Regions from separate parts of the Homo sapiens genome. Here region 2 is linked to region 1. A link is an interaction called in ENCODE POLR2A ChIA-PET data of the cell type or tissue named here. Cell type or tissue: B cell. All regions are shown on one strand.

What was found. ChIA-PET counts read pairs that join two places held together with the same protein. Peaks named below come from ENCODE experiments on the same cell type or tissue, not always from the same donor. Only the 100,000 strongest peaks of a DNase experiment are listed, where the experiment ranks them.
Region 2: POLR2A ChIA-PET joins it to region 1 with 6 read pairs; 5 of 35 experiments call an interaction of 5 or more read pairs at or near these places.

What each region holds. Positions count from the first base shown.
Region 1 is chr2:218,682,118-218,687,117 of GRCh38, reverse strand. STK36 (serine/threonine kinase 36) reads right to left here. Exons shown (of 27, transcript NM_015690.5): 11 at 1,890-2,033. Among named protein-coding and RNA genes, the nearest start is that of STK36, 13 kb to the right of the region's middle. In B cell, no CTCF peak of the experiment used is centred here; no DNase peak of the experiment used is centred here.
Region 2 is chr2:218,884,189-218,889,188 of GRCh38, reverse strand. All of the region lies in intron 2 of WNT10A (Wnt family member 10A), which reads right to left. Among named protein-coding and RNA genes, the nearest start is that of WNT10A, 5.8 kb to the right of the region's middle. RefSeq lists silencers at 2,287-2,406, 2,517-2,576. In B cell, no CTCF peak of the experiment used is centred here; a DNase peak (open chromatin) is centred at 2,928; H3K27ac peaks cover 75 bases.

The DNA of each region.
Region 1 (5,000 bases):
ATAACGCAAACAACCAAATTAAAAACTGAGCAGAAGATTTGAGATATTTCACCAAAGAAGATATACAAATGGTGAATAAGCCATGAAAAGATGTTCAACATTCATCATTAGTGGAATGTAAATTAAAATAACAATGAGATACTATCTCACACTTACTAGAATGGCTATAGTAAAAAAGTTAGACAATAACAAGTGTTGACAAGGATGTGAAGAAACAAGGACCCTCATATAATACTGGTGGGAATGTAAAATGGTACAGCCACTTTGGAAAATAGTTCAGCAGTTTCTTAAAATGTTAAATATAAATTTACCATATGACCAGCAATTCTACTCCTACGTAGTTACCCAAGGGAAATAAAAACATTTATCCATACATAGACTTGCTTGTGAATGTTCATAGCAGCATTATTCATAAAAGCTAAAAAGTGGAAACAACCCAATACATCAATATCTAATCAACTAGTGAGTGGATAAACAAAATGTGATATATCCATATAACGGAATACTAACCAGCTATAAAAAGGGGAATAATGATTAACTGTAAATGGGGGCTGGGGGCAGTAGCTCATACCTATAATCCTAGCACTTTGGGAGGCCAAGGTGGGAGGATTACTTGAGCCCACTTGAGCCCAGGAGTTCCAGACCAGCCTGGGCAACATGGTAAAACCCTATCTCTACAAAAAATACAAAAAATTAGCTAAGCATGGTGGTGCACGCCTGTAATCCAAGCTACTTGAGATGCTGAGACATGAGAATCCCTTGAACCAGGGAGGCAGAGGCTGCAGTGACCCAAGATTGTGCTACAACACTCCAGCCTAGATGACAGAGTGAGACCCCATCTCAAAAATTAAAAATAAATAAATAAATAAATTTTAAAAAGGCTGGGCACGGTGGTTCACGCCTGTAATCCCAGCACTTTGGGAGGCTGAGGCGGGCGGATCACAAGGTCAGGAGTTCAAGACCAGCCTGGCTAAGATGGTGAAACACCATCTCTACTAAAAATACAAAAAAATTAACCGGGCGTGGTGGCACGAGCCTGTAATCCCAGTCACTCCAGAGGCTGAGGCAGAGAATTGCTTAAACCTGCGCGGGGCAGAGGTTGCAGTGAGCCGAGATCACACCACTACACTCCAGCCTGGGTGACAGAGTGAGATTCCGTCTCAAAAAAAAAACCGTAAATGGGTATGAGGGATTTTACTGGGGTGATGAAAATGTTCTAAAACTGAACTATGGTTAACAGTTTTTAAATTAGCAAATTTACTAAAAATCATTTATCATTCATCAAAAAAGTGTAAATCTTATACATAAATTATACCTGAATAAAGTGATATAAGCAACACAGTTTGGCGAGTACCCAGGAAGGAAAAGCACTGTGTTTCAGAGGAGCAAAGTAAGGTTTTGTAGGAGGGAACACTAACTTTACACTAACTTTGAATGCTAATTAAGCAAAATGTCATTCCTCTCCCCCGCAAAATAACCTCATTCTTCTCACTAGTGTACCTGTAGTACAAAATATTGTATATTTAATTGTTACATTTATATTTTTAATTTCATCAATAAAAAATTAGTGAAAATGTGTTTTCCCTCATTATGTAAGTACTTAACATAATATCCTCCATTTTTGCCTGGTGGCTCACAATGCCTAAAATATTTATCATCAAAAAAGTTTGATCCCTATTCTAGTAGGCATTTTTCCCTTCAGAAAAAGAAACCTGAGGGCTGCTCTTTCTGTGTTACTAAAGGAGGTTGGTAAACCTCCTCAAACTAAGCAGATAGACTGAAGAACTGGAAAAGGACAAACTTTCTCTTTCTCCTGAAGTCAGTGTATTTCAATGCTCCATCTGTGAAAACAGTCTTGATCCCATCCACAGTGTCTTTCTCCCCATTACCTGCCCTCCAGCTTCATGCAGCTGACTCTGGATGCGCTGGCAGAAGTCAGGATTACACAGCAAGGTGAGAGGAGCCTTCAGTTGAATAGGCACAGGCTCAGTGGTCTCTAGCAGGTGCTGCCACTCATTGTCACTGTCTGGCTCCTGAGGCAGAGGGGAGTGAAAGGGGTCAGGAGTAGTGTGTAAGTCTAAGGTAGTAGATCCCAACCAGTAGAAACCATGGGGAATCATGAAGTAACTGCAAGGAGCCAGTGACCCCTTTAGCACAGATGTATATCTTCAGTCACCTGCTAAAAAAGGTACAGCTGGCAGTCTGTGAGGGGTCTGGAAGAGTCTCTTGGAGAACACCGGCATGTGTGCATAAAGAGATACCTAGAAAGACGTCCGCTGCAGCATGGTTTGTAATAATTTTAAAAAGGAAAAGATCATAAAGTCAGTCACTAAGGGAATAATAAACCAGGGTCCATCCATATTAGAAAATACGATGAGGTTATTAAAAAGATTGTGAATGCCGGGTGCGTGGCTCACACCTGTAATCCCACCACTTTGGGAGGCCGAGGCTGGCAGATCACCTGAGCTCAGGAGTTCAAGACCAGCCTGGCCAATGTGGTGAAACCCCCCTCTCTATGAAAATACAAAAATTAGCTGGGTGTGGTGGCACATGCCTGTAATCCCAGCTACTCAGGAGGCTGACACAGGAGAATTGTTTGAACCCGGGAGACAGAGTTTGCAGTGAGCCGAGATGTCACCACTGCACTCCAGCCTGGGTGACAGAGTGAGACTCTGTCTCAAAAAAAAAAAAAAAAAAAAAAAAGGCCAGGCGCAGTAGCTCACGCCTATAATCCCAGCACTTTGGGAGGCTGAGGCAGGCAGATCACCTGAGGTCGGGAGTTCAAGACCAGCCTGACCAACATGGAGAAACCCCACCCATCTCTACTAAAAATACAAAATTAGCCGGGTGTGGTGGCAGATGCCTGTAATCCCAGCTACTCGGGAGGCAGAGGCAGGATAATCGCTTGAATCCAGGAGGTGGAGGTGGCGGTGAGCTGAGATCGTGCCATTGCACTCCAGCCTGGGCAACAAGAGTGAAACTCTGTCTCAAAAAAAAAAAAAAAAAAAAAAGATCGTGAGGCTGGGCACATTAGCTCATACCTGTAATCCCAGCATTTTGGGAGGTCGAGGTAGGAGGACTGCTTGAGGCCAGGAGCTCAAGACCAGCCTGGGCAATATAGTAAGGCTCTGTCTCTTTAAAAAAAAAAAAAAAAAAGTGGCACATATACACCATGGAATACTATGCAGCCATAAAAAATGATGAGTTCATGTCCTTTGTAGGGACGTGGATGAAATTGGAAATCATCATTCTCAGTAAACTATCACAAGAACAAAAAACCAAACACCACATATTCTCACTCATAGGTGGGAATTGAACAATGAGAACACATGGACACAGGAAGGGGAACATCACACTCTGGGGACTGTTGTGGGGTGGGGGAAGGGGGAGGGATAGCACTGGGAGATATACCTAATGCTAGATGACGAGTTAGTGGGTGCTGCGCACCAGCATGGCACATGTATACATATGTAACTAACCTGCACATTGTGCACATGTACCCTAAAACTTAAAGTATAATAATAATAAATAAATAAATAAAAATAGGCCTGGTGCAGTGGCTCATGCCTGTAATCCCAGCACTTCAAGAGGCCGAGGCGGGCAGATCACAAGGTCAGGAGTTCGAGACCAGCCTGAACAACATGGTGAAACCCTGTCTCTACTAAAAATACAAAAATTAGCTGGGCATGGTGACAGGCACCTGTAACCCCAGCTACTCAGAAGGCTGAGGCAGGATAATCGCTTGAACCTGGGAGGCGGCGGTTGCAGTGAGCCAAGATCGTGCCACTGCACTCCAGCCCAGGCAACAGAGCAAGACTCCATCTTAAAAAAAAAAAAAAAAAATAGCTGGGCATGGTGCCATACACCTGTAGTCTCAGCTACTCAGGAGGCTGAGATGAAAGAATTGCTTACCCCATGAGTTCAAGGCTGCAGTGAGCCATGATTGCACCACTATAGTCCACCCTGTTGTCCAGGTGATAGAATAAGACACTGTCTCAAATAAATAAATAAAAAGATTAAGGTACTGAGGATGTATCACTTATGTAGTATTCCTACCAAAAATATATACAACCTGAATCTATTCATTAGGAAATAATCAATTTGAGGAACATTCTACAAAATAACTGACGTGTACCTCAAAACTATCAGTCATAAAATACAAAGAAAGACAAGAACTGTTCCAGATTAAAGGAGACTAAGGAGGCATAACAACTAAATGCAATGTGTGGGCTGGGCACAGTGGCTCACTGTAATCCCAGCACTTTGTGAGGCTGACGCGGGCAGACCACTTGAGTCCAGGAGTTCAAGACCAACCTGGACAAGATGGCGAAACCTTCTCTCTAAAAAAACACAAAAATTAGCCAGGCATGGTGGCAGGTGCCTGTAGTCCCAGCTACTCAGAAGGCTGAGGCAGGAGGATTGCTTGAGCTCAGGAGTCGGAGGTTACAGTGAGCCGAGATCACATCATTGCACTCCACCCTGGCAACAGAGTAAGACCCTGCTCAATAAATAAATAAATAAATAAATAAAGCAAGGTGTGATACTGGATTGGATCATGGAGCAGAAAAAAAATTTTCATAACGCACATTACTGAAGCAATTAGCAAAATTTGAATAAGGATTACAGATTAGTTTAATTAATCTATTATAACAGTATTATATCAATGTTAAATTTCTGACTTTCATAATTGTACTGTGTTAGTGTAAGTGAAGGATCTTGTTTTAGGAAATATGCGCTAAAGTATTTAGGGGTAAAGGGGCATGTGTACAACTTACCCTAAAATGATTCAGAAAGATGCTATGTCCATAGGGGGAGAGAGAGAGAGAGGATGGTAAAGCAAATGAGACAAAAGTTTTACAACTGATGAATTTGGGGTAAAAGTGTTGTTATAGGCTGGGTGTGGTGGCTCCAGCTTGTAATCCCAGCACTTTGGGAGGCCGAGGCAGGCAGATCACCTAAGGTCAGGAGTTTGAGACCAGCCTAGCCAACATGGTGAAACC
Region 2 (5,000 bases), 200 kb before region 1:
AATGGAAAACCAAACATCGTATGTTCTCACTTATAAGTGGAAGCTAAGCCATGAGGATGCAAAGGCATAAGAATGACACAATGGACTTTGGGGACTTGGGGAAAGGTTGGGTGTGAGGTGACAGATCAAAGACTACACATTGGGTGCAGTGTACACTGCTTGGGTGATGGGTGCACCAAAATCTCAGAAATCACCACGAAAGAACTTATTCATGTAACCAAACACCATCTGTTCCCCAGAAACCTATTGAAATAAATAAATAAATAAATAAAATGATATTTCATAAAATAAAATGTACACAATTTTGGAAAAAAAGAGAATAAATTGTCAATGATGAAATTCCAGGCCTTAGGAGATGTCAGTGGGCAGCAGAGTAAGTAAGAGGAGACGGTCAGCTCCTAATGCTCCCTGCCCCAAGATAGCCTGCTGGGTGCGTGCCCATCTTAGGCACAGCATAGGATCCTCCCTAATGACCAGACTCCAGAGGCAAAGAAATGGGTCACCAGAGCTTCCCCTTGCTTGTCCACAGGACATCCCTGAAAGCCACTCAGAAATGGGCGCTACCCAGCCACCTTGCCTGTGACCCACCCAGGTCAGCTGCAGAGGCTGTTGGAGGTACGCTAGAGGGAAGCCCAGGGTCCTGCATGGGGTCTGGCATGTAGTAGTGTTGAACATGGAGAAGGAAGGGCAAGCTGAGGCAGATACCTTCCACCAGATGTTCAGGAGGCACAGATTTTCCCTGACCAAGCCACTCTTGGGGGCCGCGGCTAGGCCGGCCTGGCCACTGGCTTGTCCACACTGCCTTCCTTCTTGGTGCTCCAACCTGAGCCATTCTCTGGGAACACCTGGACCTGTGGCAGGGGGAGGCCTACTTGCAAAGGAGGGTCCCATTCTCAGACATGCAAGCTATCTTTTGCTTATTCTGCATCTGAGAATGGACCAGCTAGGAACAAGTTCTGGTACAAGTCTCCAACCAGCCTCCGCACACCAGAGAGGGGGCAGGCAGCAAGAGAAGCCAGAGGCCTGGGCCAATCCCACCTTAATCCTCACCCACTGCATCACAGAGCCCTGTCCTCCCCTTCCTGCCAAAACAAACAAAAAAACCAAAACCAAAAACAACCAACAAACAAAAAATAACAGAAAGAAACAGAACAAGCTGTTTAGTAGTTAAGAACTAATTCCTGAAACCAGTTTACTTCAAATCTTGGCTCTTCCACTTACTAGCTGCTAATAGCTATGTGACCTTGGCCAAGTGACTTAACCTCCCTGTGCCTCAGTTTCCTTACCTATAAAATAGAGCTATTATCTGCCTCATTGTTGTTCCAAGAATTAAATGAACTGGTAAATTTAAAGTGCTTAGAATAGTGCCTTACTAATCGAGGAAGTATTACTCAAACATTAGCTATTATTGAGAAGTTCTTTCTGCTATCTGACCTCACTCACTCCTGCTGCATTTTTTGGGCCATTGTTTTTTGTTTCACCCTGATCAGGGACAAAGCCCAGCAGCTCATGACCCACTTTAGAATAGGTCACTTGGGCCACCAGATGCCTATGAAGCAGACTGTCCCTCTCTCTTTCCATCTCATGGCATCTCAGTACATTTTTGCATAAGGAGCTCAGCTATGAGCAGAGAAGAGGGGCTGGGGATGGGGCTGGAACCTTCTATGGGGATGCTGGGAATTAGCAGGAGCTGCAGAGGAGTAGAAACTGCCCTGGGGAAGTGGAACCTAAGGGGAAGGAGGATGGAACCAAGCTCCTGGGAAGCACATCCTGCATTTATCCCTTGCCTTTTATCTGTGGAACTTTGAGCATTTCTCTTATTGCCGGGGAGTCATCAGCCTGCTCCTAGGACACAATGGCAATACTCAGACCTCCAGAGGCAGCCCAGGTCTCAGAAATCACCCACACACACACACTGCCACCACTACCAAACACATACACATTATGCAAAAGGAGAAAACACAGGTCACAGAAGTTATGGAGCTGCATCCAGACCCAGCTCTCCCAGCTCCCAGGTCTGGCATCTTTCTATTGTAGGACATGTGACTCAAAGGGAGTCCTGCTGCTGCGAAAGAAACCCAGGTAGCTCAGTTTCTAGTTCCTATCGACTTGTCTGTGCATGGCACCAGGAAAGAGGATGAGGCTGGTCCAGGGATGTGTACAGTGCCAACCACCATCTTCTAGGCCCTGTCACATTTAAGGGTAAGCCTGGGGAAACTGGAGAAACGTACCCCACCGCGGCAGAGAACACCCCTACCCCATGCAGCTAAAGACACCTTCCCTACACCACCCTGTGGCCTCTGACAGCTGTCATAGCCACGTGCAGAGGTGACAAGGCAGGGCCTGTGTGGCCACCCTCTGCTGCAAGTATCCAGGCCTCATAGAAGCCCAGCCCACTGGGTCTGCACCCAGCTCCTGTTCAGGGCCCCAGTTTCGGTTCTGGCCCCAGCTGTCTGGGGCAGACACAGGCACTGTGCCATCTGGCCAGCTGGAGGGGGAGCGGGTGGGGCCATGGCCAGCTGGGCTGCCCGGAGCAGGGAGGCAGCGGTGGGGGGGTGGGTGGGGGGCGGCTCGTTAAGACACACAATTAGCCGCCCTGCCTTTGATCTGGGACAGGGACTGCCAGCATCTAAGTGGAGTCAGCTGCTGCTACAGGCCACAGCAGCCAACGGCTGGGAAGGGGCTGGGGGAGGAGGTTTGGAGGGTAGGGGAGGGTGGAGGAGAGAGGATTCAGGAGCCAATGGGAACTAGAAGGGGTTACAGAAGCTTGAGCCCTACCCATTCAAGTCAAAGAGGGAGGGAAGGGGAGAGGTCTGGTCTCCATTCTCTCCATGCAAATAATCTGTGCATTGCTCATGTGCCTGGGCAGAGAGAGAGAGACTAGTGTGCATGTGGGAACACTTAGGCATGACACTGAATGGAGCCACACATATGCAAAAACAGGAGTAGGTGTTTGGTGTGTGTGTGTGTGTGCGTGCACGTATGCATATCAGTTTCACTTCTTGGCATGCTCCCCCATTGCACCAGCTCACCTCTCTGGGTACACAGCGGGACTTAGTGTTGGCCTTCCAACTTGGGAGATAGTATAGAAGGGGATTGGGTGCAAACTTTAAAGTCAGCTGGCCTGCATTTGACTCCTAGATCTATGGCTCACTTTTAAGCTGTGTGACTAATGGCAAGTTCCCCAGCTTCTCTTAGCTTCATTTGTACAATAATAATAATAGGACCTACCACATGGGGACTGTTTGAGGGTCCTAAAGCATGGATAAAATGCTGTAGAGCAGTGCCTAACACACAGCAGGTGCTTAGTATGTGTTGGCTAATTAATTGGGTATCGTTAGAATAATTGAACCTTAGGTGATCCTGGGATATGAGTGCCCATGCCTTGGTTTCCCCATCTGAGCACCACCCCAATCCCTGGAGGCCTAGGCATAAAACCAAGAGGATAAATGTAAAAAGGAGGTGGGAGAAAAATGGGCCGGGGCTGTGGAGAGCAGAGCCTGGAAACCCACACTACTGGCTTCCCCTGGGCTGAGAGCATGGCTGCAGGGCCTCATGCCCTCTCTTTCCATCTATTCCAGATGGGTCTGGGCCTTAGGGAAGACAGTACCTAAACTGTGTGGGAGTTCCCAGGGCTTGCTGTGTGAATCTACCACATTTCCCTCCATCAAGCCTCTCCCTGACCTCTCCTCCTCTCTTACTCCAGTGCTGAGCCCAGCTCCCAGCAGCCCCCTCCTCAAATTTCCCTCCTGTCCTCATGTCCACAGTGAGAGAAGGGGTTCTCTGTACCTCACAGTGATCCACTCCCCTCTACCAGATGTTCTGCCCAGTACCCAGCCCAGGAACCAACCATCTAGGTTCTTAGCACAAAAAGCTGGGGCTACCAGTGCCATTGGCACTAAGGTCATTACTGCTCCTGGACTAGGTGAAGCAGCTAGCATGGGCTTGGTGCCCTCCCACAGCTTTTTCTGACCCTCTCTATTCCCACGGGAGGCCCCTGTCCCTGTCCCCCATGGCCTAGGCTCCAGCACCCCCTCATCCCCTCTCCTTGGCTGGGCAAAGCCCTATTGCATGCCTCACCTTTTCAGGCTTGTCCACTTCAGATGCTCAAGCCCTCTTCTCCCTCCCTTTATCAAAACCCCATCCCTCCAGCCCAGCTCATTACAGAGAAGGTGTCAGGACAATTAGGTGATAGTAACAGCATTAAAGAAGGCCCAAGGGACCTGGGACCCCAACCCAATCAGTGTCTGAAGTTTAAACATGGCAGAATCCACACTTAAGAGGATCCTAACCCATTGATAACATGGGTCAGAAAAGGGGTCAGCACCCAGATATTCCACTTGGAGGAAACGGAGGTCACCTGACCCCACACAATGGACATCCATAACTTGGAAAGAAAGGAGATTCCTGGTGGAAGGAAGTAGACCAGGGGCTGGTTGACACCGTGAGTGGCTTCATGGGATTCCAATTTAGCTAGTCCTCCAGAAGATGGGCCAAGATGGACTGGGAAATGACTGCCCCCCAGGAGGATGAACCTGCAGGTGGAGTCAGGGGTGCAGTGGTGGCCAGTGGAGGAGAGGATTGGCAGATTTATTTCCAGAAGCACAGAGTCCCTTCTGAGAAGTAGAAGGTAGAAGGTAGAAGTAGAGGTAGAAATGAGGTGTGAGGTGTGGCAATGAGGGGCGTTGATAGGGAGCTGGGGAGCGGAAGCCACAGAGGTAGGCCAGTGTCCTGAGGCCAAGGGAAAGTGCCCAGCCACTGTCCCACTCCCTCCCCATGCTGAGTGCCTCCCTGCCCTGGCTAGCCCCGGCAAGTCGTCCCCCTCCAGCCCTAACCTCCCCCCTCCACCCGTCCCCCCAGCTCACCTCGAGCTTATTAAACTGCAGGTGAACCCGGGAGCGCCTGGCACCCAGCCAGCCCTGCGCTGTTCTGCCGCTCTGAACTCTCCCCCAGGCTTCAAAGACCCCAAGGTCCTCCAGCAGGCCGCGCGGGCCTGACCC